Regions from separate parts of the Mus musculus genome. Here region 2 is linked to region 1. A link is a loop called in an ENCODE intact Hi-C map of the cell type or tissue named here. Cell type or tissue: left cerebral cortex. All regions are shown on one strand.

What was found. Peaks named below come from ENCODE experiments on the same cell type or tissue, not always from the same donor. Only the 100,000 strongest peaks of a DNase experiment are listed, where the experiment ranks them.
Region 2: it touches region 1 in a loop (2.5-fold over the local background); 7 of 42 quality-filtered maps call a loop at or near these places.

Annotation. Positions count from the first base shown.
Region 1 is chr1:166,314,581-166,322,580 of GRCm38, reverse strand. It overlaps Ildr2 (immunoglobulin-like domain containing receptor 2), which reads right to left. Exons shown (of 10, transcript NM_001164528.1): 10 at 5,749-8,000. Among named protein-coding and RNA genes, the nearest start is that of Tada1, 61 kb to the left of the region's middle. In left cerebral cortex, a CTCF peak has its summit at 3,229 (motif pointing right); DNase peaks (open chromatin) are centred at 3,235, 5,333 and 6,316; H3K27ac peaks cover 1,547 bases.
Region 2 is chr1:166,205,673-166,213,672 of GRCm38, reverse strand. It overlaps Mael (maelstrom spermatogenic transposon silencer), which reads left to right. Exons shown (of 12, transcript NM_175296.4): 9 at 7,758-7,820. Among named protein-coding and RNA genes, the nearest start is that of Mael, 29 kb to the left of the region's middle. In left cerebral cortex, no CTCF peak of the experiment used is centred here; a DNase peak (open chromatin) is centred at 4,073.

The DNA of each region.
Region 1 (8,000 bases):
GGCATCTAAAAAAAAACCTAAGCTAGAATGAAAACAAAAACAAAAATGAAAGCAGAAGAGGACAAAACAAGACAAACAAACAGTAAAAAGAGCCAAAGAAAAAGCAGAAGAAACACATTTAGATGCAGACACACAAACATTCCATAAAAACACACCATAATATAGAAGCAAAAGACCTGTACCAGATACAGTATTATGAGAGAAAAAAACCCAAACCAAACCAAACAACCAAAACAAAACCCTCCAAAAAATACCATGGAAATTGTTTTGCCTTAGCCATCTACTGGTGAGCATGGGGCCTGTCCTTTAGTGTGGTTTGTATACCAAGTGAGATTCTATTGGGATAAAATAACTTCCCTTGAGAGTGGTTATCAAGTGGAGATAGATTCTAGGATGGAGTCTGTGTCCACTTCCCCTCTCAGCTCTGTGATCCCCTTGGGCTTAGAACTGTGCAGGACCAGTACATCTGCCTGGCTGTGTCTAGAAGGCCTTCTGTTGGTGTCTTCCAGCACCACTGGCTTTTACAGTATTTAGTTGCCTGAACCCAGAGGAGAAGGACTTGATGGGAACTTAACCCTACTTAGGACTGAGTATTCCAAGGTTCTCACCCTCTGCACATTGTCTAGCTGTGAGTCTCTGTATTGTTCCCATCTGCTGCAGGAGGAAGCTTCCCTGACGATGGCTGAGCAAGGCACTGCTCTAGGAGTGTAGCAGACAGTCTTTAGGAGTTGTTTTATGGCTATGTTTCTTTAGCAGAAAAGTAGTATTTGCTTTTGCCCTAAGTTCCTGGACTTTCTAGTCTCATGGTTTTGGTACCTGAGCAGTGTCAGAAAAGGCAAAGATTTTTCTGAGCAGAGCACCAGTGACAAGCACACTATGATCAACAATGAACACAGGGGACAATGAAACTGAAGGGATTCTGCATGCAAAGGCCACTGTCCTCTGGATAAAGCAGCAGCCTATAAAACGGGATGTGAGTTTTTACTAACTACACATAGGACAGAGGGGTAACATTTAATATATAAAGGATGAAGAGTAGACATCAAGAAAACAAATAACCCGGTTGGAAATGGGGTGTATATCTAGACAGAGAGTTCTAAAAAGACGAAACACAGATGTCTGAGAAACACCTAGTGTTCAACATCCTGAGTCATCAGGGAAATACAAACCAAAACTACTCAGAGATTTCACCTTTCACCAGTTAGAATGGCAAAGGTCACTAAAACAAATGACATCTCATGCTGGCAAAGATGCCAAGTAAGGGCTGGAGGTGAAAACTTGTACAGGCACCACAGGAACCAGTGTGCAGTTCCTCAGGAAGATGGGAATAGAACTACCTCAAGATCCAACTTGGGCAAATACCCAAAATACCCTACCACAAAGGCTTTTGCTCAGTCATGCTCATTGATGCTCTACCTGTAATAGCCAGGAATTGGAGACAGCCTAGGTATCTGTCAATGGATTACTAGAATTAAAAAAAAAAGTGGGGTACACTTACACAGTAGAAAATTACTTGGCCATTAAAACAAACTGAAAACAAAACAACAGAAGGAAGAGGGGGAGAAGCAGGAAGAGAAGGAGGAGGAGAAACAGTCATGAAATTCCCAAGTAAATGGATGGATGTAGAAAACAATTATTCTGAGTGAGGTAACACAGACCCAAAAAGATAAATACAGTATTGTCTTATTCACTATTCTATTGATGTGAGAAGACACCATAAGCATGACAGCTCTTACAAGAAAGCATTTAATTGAGGGTTGCTTACAGTTTCAGAGGTTTAGTCTATTACCAGTATGGCAGGAATCATGGCGGCAGACATGGTGCTGGAGAAGGGGCTGAGCATTCTACATCTGGATCCACAGGCAGCAGGAAGAGAGAAACACAGCCCTGGCTTGGGTCCTTGAAACCTCAAAGCCCATCTCCTAGTGACACTTCTTCCAACATGACCACACCTACCCCAACAAGGCCACTCCTAATCCCTTCCAAGTAATACCACTCCCTAATAATTAAACATTCAAACATATGATTCTTTGGGGGCCATTTTTATTCAAAGCACCACACAGGTGCACACACACAAACATGGGGGCAGGGAGACTGGAACAGGAGGATTAAATTCAGAGGGGAGTAAAAAGGGAGTAAAATTAAGGGCCATTTAAAGAGCCATATGAAAGCCTAATACAGTAGACGCTTCTTAAAATATATACATATATGGAATGAATCTAAATGAAGTCACCAAATAACAGGGGAGATGGAGCCCCAACTGGGTACCTCCCATCACCATATGAAGCTTCCAGTACTAAGAATGGGTTACATCTAATCAAGTTGTTGGCCAAAAGGGTCCCATGGAAACCCCAAACAACCTAGGCTACTACTAAGGCTATTGGTTGCTCTCCACAAACAGATGGTAAGACTCTATTGCTGAAGACAACACCTATATAATTTACTGAACATGGAGACGAAGTCAAGATGGTGCCTACCTACAGCCTTCATTCCTATAACCTAGTATTCGTAGTACTGGAAGACACTACTGGAGGAGAAAAACCAAACCCAGCTATAAACCAGTCTACAAAAGATGCTCTGCCTGCAAGATGTGACAGTGCAATAGTGACACCTGGACCCATGTACATATGATCAATGCCAAAAGACTGAGTAGATTTATACACATATGTGCATGTCAGTGTGCATGTGTGTGTAGGCACATGTTAATGTGAGCATGTGTGGTGTGTACAGCAATAATAATTAAAGATCACGAATTTGGAAGGGGGGACATGGGACCGGTTGGAGGGTGAGGAAGGAGTAGGAATGATATAGATACAGTGCTAGTCATGAAGGAAGGATATATGTGAATTAACATATCACATGTACCCTATAAATCATATTACATGTACCAAAAACTATTCATATGGGGGTTGTAAGCCTCTCTGTGTATGCTTTGCATTTAGGGTTTTCTATATCATGTTTTAAGGTAAACTCCTCTGGGTACCACGTGAGGAAAAACTGAGCACTTGTGAGTAGACATCCTATATGGGAGCACATGCTTAGAGGAAACTAATTCTCACTCTCCCAGGAGCCATTGATCACTCGTAGTTCTTCGTGTAAGGGGGGGGGGGGGGTACATATGCAGCTTTTTAAGAACCCAAGCTCTCCTGCCTCTGTCCAGCATGCTGACTCTTGGAAAGTTAAAAAAGATTCAGGCTTTCCAGTGAATGCATGCCACTAGATGGCGTGTCAAGACAATTCATGTCCCTTGGCTGGCCTTGCAAGCTCCCATACTCCTGCCATGTTGGGTGAGTCATCTCAGGCTACCTGAAAGGCATTCAGGAAATGCTTAAAACCAATTCAGCAGAGAATGGTCCTTTCACCTACATGGCATGATGCTAAGCATTAGGATGTCTCTACCAGGAGATTCTGAAACCACCCTATTTCTTATTCCTTTGATTTAAAGGAACATAAAAACTCGGATTAGATTTAGCCAAAGTGAAGGAAAGTGGATGGTTTTGTTTCTCCTTATTCTAGCTCATCCTTTGGGTCTAATCTTTTCTTGCTTCCTGAATGAGACTGAGATCTGGAATTTCTGTAGTCCCTCCGCACACTTAATGATCTGTTCACAGATGGCCCCTAGAATCAGCTTATATCAGATATTTAAACAGCCATCTTCTTTCAAAGATCCAATCCTGAACCGTATGGAAATCTGAGTCTCCCTAACCATTCTGTTTTATCTTATTACAAATTGCTATGCTTTATTATTTTTTTTCTCCACAATACGGTCCAGTTCTTGCTCAATTTCCCCTTAACCGTAGACTTTCTGATCTAAATATATAGATTTGGGAGAGTAGGGTACTTTAAAAATTAGAAAAGGTCTTTCTTGACTGAAACCAACATATTATGATATGTTCAAAATTAAAAAAAAACATAAAACACAAGAAATCATGAACAACAGTGAGCAAATTAGCAATCTCCAAAATTAAAGGTACAGACAGTATAGGTATTGAAATATAATCCATAAAATTTAATATTATTATGTTGATTGCAAAGAAATAAAAGGGAATTGTACATAAGAATAAGCTGGCACAATCAAAAATGACTATGTACAAAAAGAAAAAAATAAAGCTAAGTTGAACACCCAGAACTGAAAAGTATATTAGAATTAAGACTAGAAGCCAGGCATGGTGGCACACGCCTTTAATCCCAGCACTTGGGAGGCAGAGGCAGGAGGATTTCTGAGTTCGAAGCCAGTCTGGTCTACAAAGTGAGTGCCAGAACTATATAGAGAAACCCTGTCTCAAAAAAAAAAAAAAAAAAAAAAAAAAAAAGAATTGGGACTGGAATCAGCTGATGAGAACATAGAAAACTATAAGATAAACATGAAGAAATTACCCAGAATAGAGAGCTGAAGACAAAGAAAGAGAAAACATGAAGATTATATTAAGAAACACAGAGAGTAGAACAAAAAGATGAAGCGTTTAATTGGATTTGTCAAAAGAGAGTTTGGAGATGAAATGTTTGATGTGTTAATAGCTTAAAGTTTTCCATATTTGATAAAAAGCCAGCCCACGGACCGAGGAAGCACAGTCCCAGTTGTAATAAATAAAAAGAAACCCACAGTAGCATGTTCTTTAAAACCTAAGAACACTAGAGACAAGGTCAAAGTTGAAAAGCATCCTGAAGCACAAGGTAGATTGCTGACAAAGGAAAAGCAATTGGGTTGACAGACGTCTCAAAAGCACCCCTGGGGATCAGAAGGAAGCGGAAACCCATGACTTCAGTTTGGTGAAGAAAAAGTGACTTCTGTCATCAGTGAGATTCTCTTTGGGGAACAATAACAAGACACTGTGATTGACAGCAACAAATCAACAGCATATCCCACCAAGGGACCAGCACAAAAGAAAATTTCCTTCAGGAAGAAAAACAGTTCATCAAGAAAATCTATAATGTAGCCAGAAAAGATTTATAGGGGGAGATGGGGAGGAGGAAAGATTCTAAACATATTTGAGAAATTTAAAAATATTATTTTATAAGGGCTGGAAAAATCAAGATGGAGTTAAAACATTAGCCAAACAGAAGGAAGTCCAGAAGAGGTATGAGTTTAACTGCTTTAGAGTCTATTTTTAAATTAAACCTACATAGAAACATTTTAACAGAATTACTAAAAGAAGAGAGTTAAGCCCAAACGTTTCAAGCAAAGACAGGTTTTCTGGAATCTCTTGACAGGACCTGGCCATCAAAGAGATTAATAGCTCCACGAGCTACTTACCGCTGTTTATGCTCACAAAGGTTTTTAATTGCCTTCCCTTAATTATGGTACTGAGGAATTTCCAAATCTCTTCAGAAACTAAAATGTCCTCCCACGGAACGGCTCTCCTCTCCCTTCTCTAAAGAGTCAGGCAAAGGCTCTTTTCCTGAATATGAGCCAGGTACCATCATTGTCCAACTACCATATCTACATATGTAGATAACATATGTCCTGATGTCACAGTGGGTGTCAACAGAATTCACCCAGCCCACAGCTCATTAAAGTCTGCTGGAACACACATTAACTGCCAACATCTGCCTCTACAGTACTTAGACCATTCTTTGGAGAGTGTGTATATCATTACTATTATTAATCATTGTTATTATTTTGATAGCAGTACTAAGCACTGAGCTTCATAATACCAGTTCCATACAGGTCACTTCATGTAATTTTTTTTTTAAATCTTGGAGAGAGCACAAACTGTAAGATTGTAACATAATTAATTGAGTTCTTTATAACAAAAGTAGATGAAATGCTTTATTTACTTTAAATCATTACAATCAAATGCACTTTGTATGTATGACACAGGAAAAGAAAACCATGAGTGACAGTGATATAAGTGTTTCAGTTTTGATGTCACAGACAAGGCACAAAAACAACTGGGCAGGTGATTCTCATGAAGTAGGCATCTTTGCACCCGACTCTTTTGATGGCATGGTTTTTATTTTCACAAGGACATTTCTCATGGAGTAGTGTCTAACATCTTTGTTAATAAACATGGCAAGAGAGAAGCTATGGGTATCTTTCCCAAACTTTTAGATAAAAGAAGTCGGACCACATTTTCCCCTGTCCAGTCAGACCCACCAAAAAACTCGAACATGACTTTTAGCTCAACTGCCACAACTTTATCCTTCTCATCGTCCTTATCCCCCTCTAGATCTGGACCTCGAGTTCTACCTAAAAAAAAATGTATCTCAAAATATAGTGAAGATGACAGCTCCTGCCCACAGCCATGGAATTCTGAGCCTGGATGAATCTGTAGCTTGGCTTAGAAATTCCTCTTTGAGAAGAATTCAGAAAGTGGCAACCCTTTTGTCAAAGCCTTTCCCCTCACAGCTTGATGCTGATGATGAAGATCCTCCCCAGCAAAGACACCTCCTTCTCAGGGCAGACTTCAAGGAACCTCCTGTGGATAGATGAAGTGGCAAATGCCTGCCTTCCTAGCTTCTCCTCACCAATGATGTGTGAGTGAATATTGAGTCAGGGCTCTCTCCACTATCCACCTGCTTGGGAAGAGAACACACTAGAGGCTGGGCCCGTGATTACTGTAGGCTTAGGACCTGGACAGTCAGAAGGCCATCTAAAGACTAAAAGCTATTTGGCAATAGGTGATCACTTGGCACACTTTCAGACCCAGCTCCACATTGGGTAAGATGGGAAAACACTGGGCTTGCTGTGAAGAACAAATGTGCCCCGTTGATGCCAACCTCACGCTGTTGCTTAAAGCATCTCGGCTTCTTCTTACTCACCTTTGATGCCACTAGGGCCTTTGAGCTTCACAGGTAATCCCAAGTGACTAGGGGGTAGGTCCTGGTAGGGAACCTTTTGCTTTCTAAGACCTTAGAATTTCCATGGGTGATTCCTGTACTCTATACATCACTTCTAAACTTCCATAAGATTCTGGCTGCAATTAAATCAGTTTTGGAATAGGTAATATATATTTTACTATTTTTTTCTCCACCCACTTTTGGTCCTAGCATGAAAGTTATGTTATTAGCAAAGCTTTTAATTTTTACCCTTTAAAAATGATTTACGTTTGCCATTTTCTCTGATGGCTTTTTTTTTTTTCTATTCATGAGCTAAGTTTTATTCAGGATGGTAAGGGAATAAGAAAATTGTCTGTAATTCCTGTTGTCTGATCTCAGCCTGTCACAACATATCACTATTCTGGGAGTTGGAACATGTCAAGAAGCCTCCCGGGGGGAGGTCCTCCAACCCCCTCCCTTTAAATGTTTCCTTTCAGCCTGACTCTGGTGAGCCATTCTCCAGTGTCATAGCTGGGACTGCTGGATGCCACACCAGTGCCAGACCTAAGGAAGTTAGAGGGACCTCACAGTGATATTGGAATGAAATAATCCACAGCACAAACAATATTCCTGGCCAGCAGATAGGGGTGCACCAGAGGTATGATCCAGTATAGCACCACCCAAATGCATCTACCACAAGGCATTCTAAAAGGATATGTTCAGAATACAAATCCTTACTCCAGATCCACCCATCCATTCTCCAAGGTACAGTCCAACAGCATTTGTGACAGTGGCAGTCAGTAATCCTTGTGTTTTTTCATTGTTATTTTCAGTGTTTGGTTCTTTAAGGCAGAGTATCATACAGCCCAGGGTGACCTTGAACTCACTATGTAGCCAAGGATGACCTTGAACTTGAAACTCTCCCAGATGTTGGGATCACAGGCATGTGCCACTACCCCTAGTTTATTGTGCTAGGGATTGAACCAGGGCTTTGTGCATGCTAATCAAGCGCTCTACCAACTGAGCCACATCCCAGTCCCCCAGGCAAGTAATTGTTTTACCAAGTATTTTTAAATGCTTTATTTCTTTGTTAGGTGTGTATTTTGCCTTCGTGTGTGTGTGTGTGTGTGTGTGTGTGTGTGTGTGTGTCTGAACTGGTGCTGGGAGTCTCCATGTGCTGAAAAATGAATGTGGGTCCTCTGGAAGAGTAGCCAGCACACGTAATCACAGAGCCATCTCTC
Region 2 (8,000 bases), 110 kb after region 1:
CTTTTTAGCATTACCAGAAGAGATCAATAAAAAGTTTTCAGAGACAAACTATTTTCTAAAACTCTTAAATACTGGCCAAAATACAACTTTTTTTTTCAAAAAATTAAATATATAAGCTTAGACCATGGTAATTATTTCATATACCTTAATAGCAACTGTATACTATCTCTCTGTGTAAGAAAAATTCCAGCATCAATTATACTCTTTGGGTTTTGTTTGTTTGTTTGTTTGTTTATAGCATTTTTAAGATATTTTCTTCATTTACATTTCAAATGCTATCCTGAAAGCCCCATATACCTCCCCCTGGCCTGCTCCCCAACCCACCCACTCCCACTTCCTGGCCCTGGCATTCCCCTGTACTGGGGCATATAATCTTTGCAAGACTAAGGGCCTCTAATCCCATTGATGGCCAACTAGGCCATCCTGTGCTACATATGCAACTAGAGACACAGCTCTAGGGGGTACTGGTTAGTTCATATTGTTGTTCCTCCTATAGGGTTGCAGACCCCTTCAGCTCCTTGGGTACTTTCTCTAGCTCCTTCATTGGGGGCCCTGTGTTCTATCCAACAGATGATTGTGAGCATCCACTTCTGTATTTTCCAGGCACTGGCATAGCCTCACAAGAGATAGCTATATCAGGGTCCTGTCAGCAAAATCTTGCTGGCATATGCAATAGTGTATGGGTGTAGTGGTGGTTTTTGGGATGGATCCCCAGGTGGGGCAGTCTCGGGTCCTTCCTTCATCTCAGCTTCAAACTTTGTCTCTGTAACTCTCCCATGGGTATTTTGTTCCCCATTCTAAGAAGGAACAAAGTAATCACATTTTGGTCTTCCTTCTTCTTGAGTTTGATGTGTTTTGCAAATTGTATCTGTTAAATCCATTTGTTTCATAACTTCTGCTAGTTTCACTGTGTCTGTGTTCAGTTTGTTTCCATGATCTGTCATTGATGAGAGTGGGATGTTGAACTCTCCCACTATTATTGTGTGTGGTGCTATGTGTGTTTTGAGCATTAGTAAAGTTTCTTTAATGAATGTGGATGAACTTGCATTTGGAGCATAAATGTTCAGAATTGAGAGTTCATCTTGGTAAATTTTACCTTTGATGAGTATGAAGTGCCCCTCCTTATCTTTGGGTTGGAAGTCAATTTTATTCTGTATTAGAATGGCTACTCATGCTTGTTTCTTGGGACCATTTGCTTGGAAAATTGTTTTCCAGCCTTTTACTCTGAGGTAGAGTCTGTCTTTGTCACTGAGGTGGGTTTCCTGTATGCAGCAAAATGTTGGGTCCTGTTTATGTAGCCAGTCTGTTAGTCTATGTCTTTTTATTGGGGAATTGAGACCATTGATATGAAGAGATATTAAGGAAAAGTAATTGTTGCTTCCTGTTATTTTTGTTGTTAGAGCTGGGATTCTGTTCTTGTGGCTGTCTTCTTTTAGGTTTGTTGAAGGATTACTTTCTTGCTTTTTCTAGGGTGTGGTTTCCCTCGTGTTGGAGTTTTCCCTTTATTATCCTTTGAAAGGCTGGATTCATGGAAAGATATTGTGTGCATTTGGTTTTGTCATGGAATACTTTGGTTTCTCCATCTATGGTAATTGAGAGTTTTGCTGGGTATAGTAGACTGGGCTGGCATTTTTTGTTCTCTTAGGGTCTGTATGACATCTGCCCAGGATCTTCTGGCTTTCATAGTCTCTGGGGAGAAGTCAGGTGTAATTCTGATTGGTCTGCCTTTATATGTTACTTGACCCTTTTCCCTTACTGCTTTTAATATTCTTTCTTTGTTTTGTGTATTTGGTGTTTTGATTATTATGTGACAGGAGAAATTTCTTTTCTGGTCCAAACTATTTGGAGTTCTGTAGGTTTCTTATGTTTTCATGGGCATCTCTTTCTTTAGATTGGGGAAGTTTTCTTCTATAATTTTGTTGAAGATATTTCCTGGCCCTTTAAGTTGGAAATCTTCCTTCTCATCTATACCTATTATCCTTAGGTTTGGTCTTTCATTGTGTCCTGGATTTCCTGGATGTTTTGAGTTAGGATCTTTTTGCATTTTGCATTTTCTTTGATTGTTGTGTCCATGTTTCCTATGGAATCTTCTGCACCTGAGAGTCTCTCGTCCATGTCTTGTATTCTGTTGGTGATGCTTACATCTATGGCTCCTGACTTCTTTCCTAGGTTTTCTATCTCCAGAGTTGTCTCCCTTTGGGCCTTCTTTATTATTTCTACTTCCATTTTTAGATCCTGGATGGTTTTGTTCAATTCCATCACCCGTTTAGCAGTGTTTTCCTGTAATTCTTTAAGGAATTTTTGTGCTTCCTCTTTAAGTACTTCTACCTGTTTAGCAGTGTTCTCCTTTATTTCTTTAAGTGTGTTATTAATGTCCTTAAAATCCTCTACCAGTATCATATGATTTTAAATCCAAACCTTGCTTTTCGGGTGTGTTGTGGTATCCAGGACTTGCTGTGGTGGGAATACTGGGTTCCAATGATACCAAGTGGTCTTGGTTTCTGTTAGTAAGATTCTTACACTTGCCATTAGCCATTTGGTAATCTCTGGTGTTAGATGTTCTAACTGTCTCTGGCTGGAGCTTGTTCCTCCTGTGATTCTGTTAGCCTCTGTCAGCACTCCTGGGAGTCCAACTCTCTCCTGAGTTCCAGGGGTCAGAGCACTCTCTGCAGACAAGCTCTCCTCTGGCAGGGAAGGTGCACAGAGGTCTGGAACTCAGCTCCACCTCCTGGCTGAAGATGAAGGCCTGAAGGGATCCTGTCCAAGAAGTTCTGTTGTTTCTAAAGCAGCCCATGCACTCTCCTGTACAGACTGGTCTCTGAGAGACCCGAGATACAAGAAGTTATAGTCTTTATAATAGAAGAAATACAGTGATAAGTTCAATTAGTAAATACAGGTTGAACAATATTTAAAGTAGCTTTACTGTAAGACATTTTTGGAGGAGGCCTGTGTTATAGGGTTGGTTCAGAGAAACTAATGACATTTTATCGCAGCCAGCTTAGTGAGGAAGCTGTAACCATGTGCCTATACCTGTCACTGAGCACATCAAAAGTAATAAAATTTTGATGGAGTTTAGAGCTAATAAACTATAGAAGCTAGTTATAAACTGCTAATGTAGGTCAAGAGGACTAATTTTAAACACTGCTCTAAAGTTCCTACTAAAAGAGTTAGTAGCTAGTGGCTGATAACATATTATCTTAAAGTCTAGGAAAAATGGGTACATTTTAAATTAATGTAGTTTAGTAATTAATAAGGTAGTAAGGGGCATACTATTTTAGAGGCTCAAATGTTTAAATTTTAATAACTGTCTTGTTCTAATGTTTCTTGTCAAATTGTCTTTTGGTTAATATACAAAGTCTGTGGCCTGCAGCACAGCCATTATTTAATCAGCAAATACTGACTCAGACATAGTGACACAAACTTCTAACCCCAGTAAGCAGAGTCAGAGGCAGGAGGATTGTTACAAGTGCAAAGCTATCCTAATCTATATAGGGAGTTCAGGCCAGCCAGAACCCCATCAAAACAAAACAAAATTTACTGCATATCTTTCTTGCACATAGCAAAATTCATGTACCTCTACCTTCCTGAAGCTAACATAGGAAAGATACATGCAATAGGTAATTTTAAGAAAATTAACATTTTAGTTGTAATAAATGCTAAAGCAATCAACTGATAAGTGTGGAAAGGGAGACTATAAAATGAACGGTCAAGAGGACTATTTAATTGTAATATGAAAGTAAGAGATGAAGCAGAAGGAAGAATAAACGAAGAGAACCTTGTTAGAAACAGTAATTTTACCAAGTATGAAAGAAAACTGATTAGCTGCCTAAGGCTTTTACAGATGCATTGAAAGGAGATAAAAGGAAGGCGTGAAGCCTATGATTATTGGATGAGCTGGCATTAGATGACTTGGGACTAGGATGGTGACAGTAGAGACAGGAGTAAGTGGTTTTAGATTAGTAACAAGCAGTAGACCTTGCTTACAATCTAGGGAGAGAAAATGGAAGCTGAGTGACAAAGCATGAAGAGCCGAGTTTAGAATATTGTGGGAGCCCTGGTGAAGCATCTGATGAGCCACAGTGTGGATGAGATCACTTACAGACTGAGAAGAAGACTCAGTGCCGAACCTTTATTAATAGCTCTGCCATTACTATAACAAAGCTTGGGCAGCGCTGTGGGTTTGGATATGTCAGCACCTCAGCCTACAGTTGCTACGTTACACAAATGAGTCATGTCAGTGTCCGTGATGGAGACTGGTAAGGTGAAGAGTGAAACCGTGTTACATGCAGTAACTAACTTCACAGTCCACCATGAGCTGTTTCTTCACTTTTGTTCCTTGGTTTATTTCATTGTTTGGGAATATAAGTTCTATGGCATTTTTGGTGCTGCAGACTTTCTTTGAATGTCTGGTTCTCCTTAATTATGTTTATATTTAGAAATGAGGCTTCAAAACCAAGTAAATGGCCCACTTTGTTTAGTGAGAACTACCAACTAGTCAGGCTTTGCAGAAGCAGAAACCAACAAAAGGGTTTGGTAAGTTGGAAGCAGAATCCTAAATTTAAGAGCAGTCCGCTTATTCCCTTGCATGGTGTTAGAGAATGACAGATCTTTGAACAGAAATTCAGTCTCCTAACCTCCAGGCATCCCTTTCTTAGTTTATTTGTCTGTGTACATGTATGCTGTGGAAAGTTCTGATAGGCAGATCTTCAGGTAGCTCTTTCCCTGCCTACTCTGTGGGTCACAAAGGCAGTGACTTGAGATACCATTCCTCATTTATTCCTATACTGTTATTAAGCTGTTATATAGAAGCTTGTTGTTTTTCTTTGCTGTGTGCATCTAGTTGACTGTGATTTTCAAATGACTTTGGGGACAAGAAATAAATGTATGCATGTATTTAATTCTCCAGCTTAAAGCCTTGGCAATAGTAGTTTTAAGAAACGAGGTTTTATAGTGTGACATCACTTTAGAATTTCATCCTTAGTTCAATTAAATAAGCTTTCTTTATTTAATAAAAATTTGAGCAGATCTTGTATAATAAGACACTAGGTTCTGTGAGTAATGTGGTCAAGCGTGACATAATCTTAATCTCAGTCTCCTTCCCAATAACAGCAGTGAGATGAGTGGCCATACGAGACTCTTACCTAGAGGGACTGCTAAGAAACCTTAAAAAGCTGTCAAAGAATGATGTTTGATCAGACTAGAGACAAAGTTGATTTCAAATTACGTCACTGTAAGGGTTTTAAAACCGTGAAATACTTCATGGGGTATTTTGTCTGATTTATTTTTTTTAAACAGAATTTCTGTGGGCAGTGATATAGGCTAAATAGAGGACGTTTCCATTAGAAAGCAGGCTCAGCAGTGATTCTGGAATAAGGATGTACACGGACTGTAAGGCCAGTGAGTGAGTCTCACTAGACCATAGAGAACTGTAGGATGATGCGAATTCTGATAGTTTTCCTTGGAAGGAAGAGTATATTCTGACATAGGGGCAGAAGCAGTCATCAGGACTTTAAGAAGGGGTGTAAATAACTTTATGCTGTGTATATGTGGTGAGGCAGCATCAGGAGCTTAAAAAATACACAGTAGGTAAATTGAAACCAGTGTACGAGGGGCTAGAGATGGCGTATAGTGCTCTTCCAGAGGATCAGAGTTCAGTTCCCAGAACCCATGTTGGGCGCCTCACACTACCTGTAACTGTAATCCCAGAGAGTCTACCCTCTGTGCTCCATAGGCACCTACACTCCCTTACATGGGTACACACATAATTAACATTTTTTTAATAGCACAAACTAGATCTGGTTTCTGATGGCAATAGTACTGGGTACTTTTTCTTTTAACTCCAAGAGACTCAAGTTTTTAGAAGTTTTGTTATGGTTTAGTGGAAAAAGATTAATAAGTGAGTAGAAATAGATTAAACAGCACCACTTTAAGTAGTGTCTTAGTCAGGCTTCTATTCCTGCACAAACATCATGACCAAGAAGCAAGTTGGGGAGGAAAGGGTTTATCCAGCTTACTTTTCCATACTACTGAATATACTACTGAAGTCAGGACTGGAACTCAAGCAGGACAGGAAGCAGGAACTGATGCAGAGGCCATGGAGGGATGTTACTTACTGGCTTGCTTGAGTTCTAGTCCTGAGTTCCTTTGGTGATGAACAGTGGTTTGAAGGTATAAGCTAAATAAACCCTTTCCTTCCCAACTTGCTTCTTGGTCATGATGCAGGAATAGAAACCCTGACTAAGACAGTAGGGTAGCCATAGATTTAGAAACATTTTTGTTTGGGGGTTTGAGGTTTTAAGTTTTTGTATATTATTTAATACTTGAATATATTATTTAACGTTGACTTGTTATTTTTTCACTATGTGTCTGTGTGTGGGTTTGTGCACATGGGTGCTTGTACAGAGGGCTTCAGAACCCTCTGGAGATGGAATTTTAGGTGGTTGTAAGCTGTCTGACATGAGTGCCAGAAGCTGAGCTTGTTCTCTGGAAGAGCATTTTACTCCTAACTGTAGGCTTCTCCCTCCCCTTGGGTGTATCTCAGATCTGACCTGTATAGAACGCATGTATCTGGGTAGGTCCTTGTGACTTGAAATCTAGACAAGGAGCAAAACTAATAACACTAACACTTACTAATTCTATATGGTTATCTACAATATTGGTTCTTACATCTTTAATTTAGAGCTTTATGACTCACATTTATCGTATCACTAGTCTTTGGAAATACAGGGGGGTGGGGTGTTAGATTGATTTTAGATCATCTACAGTTAACTGTCACTTGGCACAAATAACTTTATAGTTAATGAATAGCACTTTTTATGGTTTTCAATGAAGATTCTTGTTAAGTTTAGGCAAGCTTTGTATTGTTAGTAATACTGTTCTGAGTCTTAGTAGATGGTACTTGGTAGGAAAACACAAGTTTATTGTTTCTGTGTTTGTAGTTCTGGATTAAATCATTTGTCTGACTTTGGTCATTTCCTCTCTAATGTTTTCTCTTGTCTCCATTCAACCATCACTTTTTCAAGGTCACTCCCTTCCATACTGTTGCTACTGCTTCACATCAATCCATAGTTCTTTAGAACTTTTCTTTAAGGATGCCTATATGTCTTTTGATACTCCTTTACCACCAAAAGAAAGTGCTCTGAGATGACTTCATTCAGTTCTGTGTCCTTCATGCCTAGATAATTGGCAACATGTGTGCAGTCCATGTTTAGTGACTGTGTTAACTTTAGTTACTACTATGCCTCTATAACCCTCATTTTAAGGTAAAATTTAATTGTATGATTATGTCTAGTTTTCACATTAAGAATTTTCACTGGAAGAGGTTACATACAACTCTACTTTAATATCTGTATTAAATTAATCTTTGAGGAGCACTGAGATAGCTGAGTGGGTAAAGGTGCTTGCCCATCAGTTTGATCCTGGAAACCCATGTGGCAGAGGAAGAGAACCAACTCTACAAGTTGCCCTCTGACCTCCACATACGCATACTCAATATTAAATAAGCACAATAGTAAGCACAAACAATAAATAAATGTAAAAGATGTAAGAAATTTTGAGTAATAGTATCAGTTTTTATTAGCATATCTCAGCTAGTTGAATTGGAAATCTAGCATATAAAAAAACCTTAAACAGGTAATGTGGCTTAGCTACTTAGGTTAGTGCAGATTTTCTCTGTGTACTGGGGATAGAACTCCAGATTTATTACACACTCTATCCTCGACCACTTATTAGTACATTAAATCCTTTTTCTTGTACAGGTGCAAATGGCATGAAGAAAATGATATTCTCTTCTGTGCTTTAGCTGTTTGCAAGAAAATCGCGTAAGTATAGGAAGGAGTTCTGTGTGTGCTCTGCAGGGAGTCCTCTCTGCCTGGTGTGCTTGCTCTTGTCTGTCCACCAGGGTGTCTGTTCACTTCCTTACTCTAAAATCCAAGAAAACCAAAGGTGGTTTTTGAGGGTTTTTTGGATGTTTTGGTTTTTTTAATGTTACTTTTACTGTT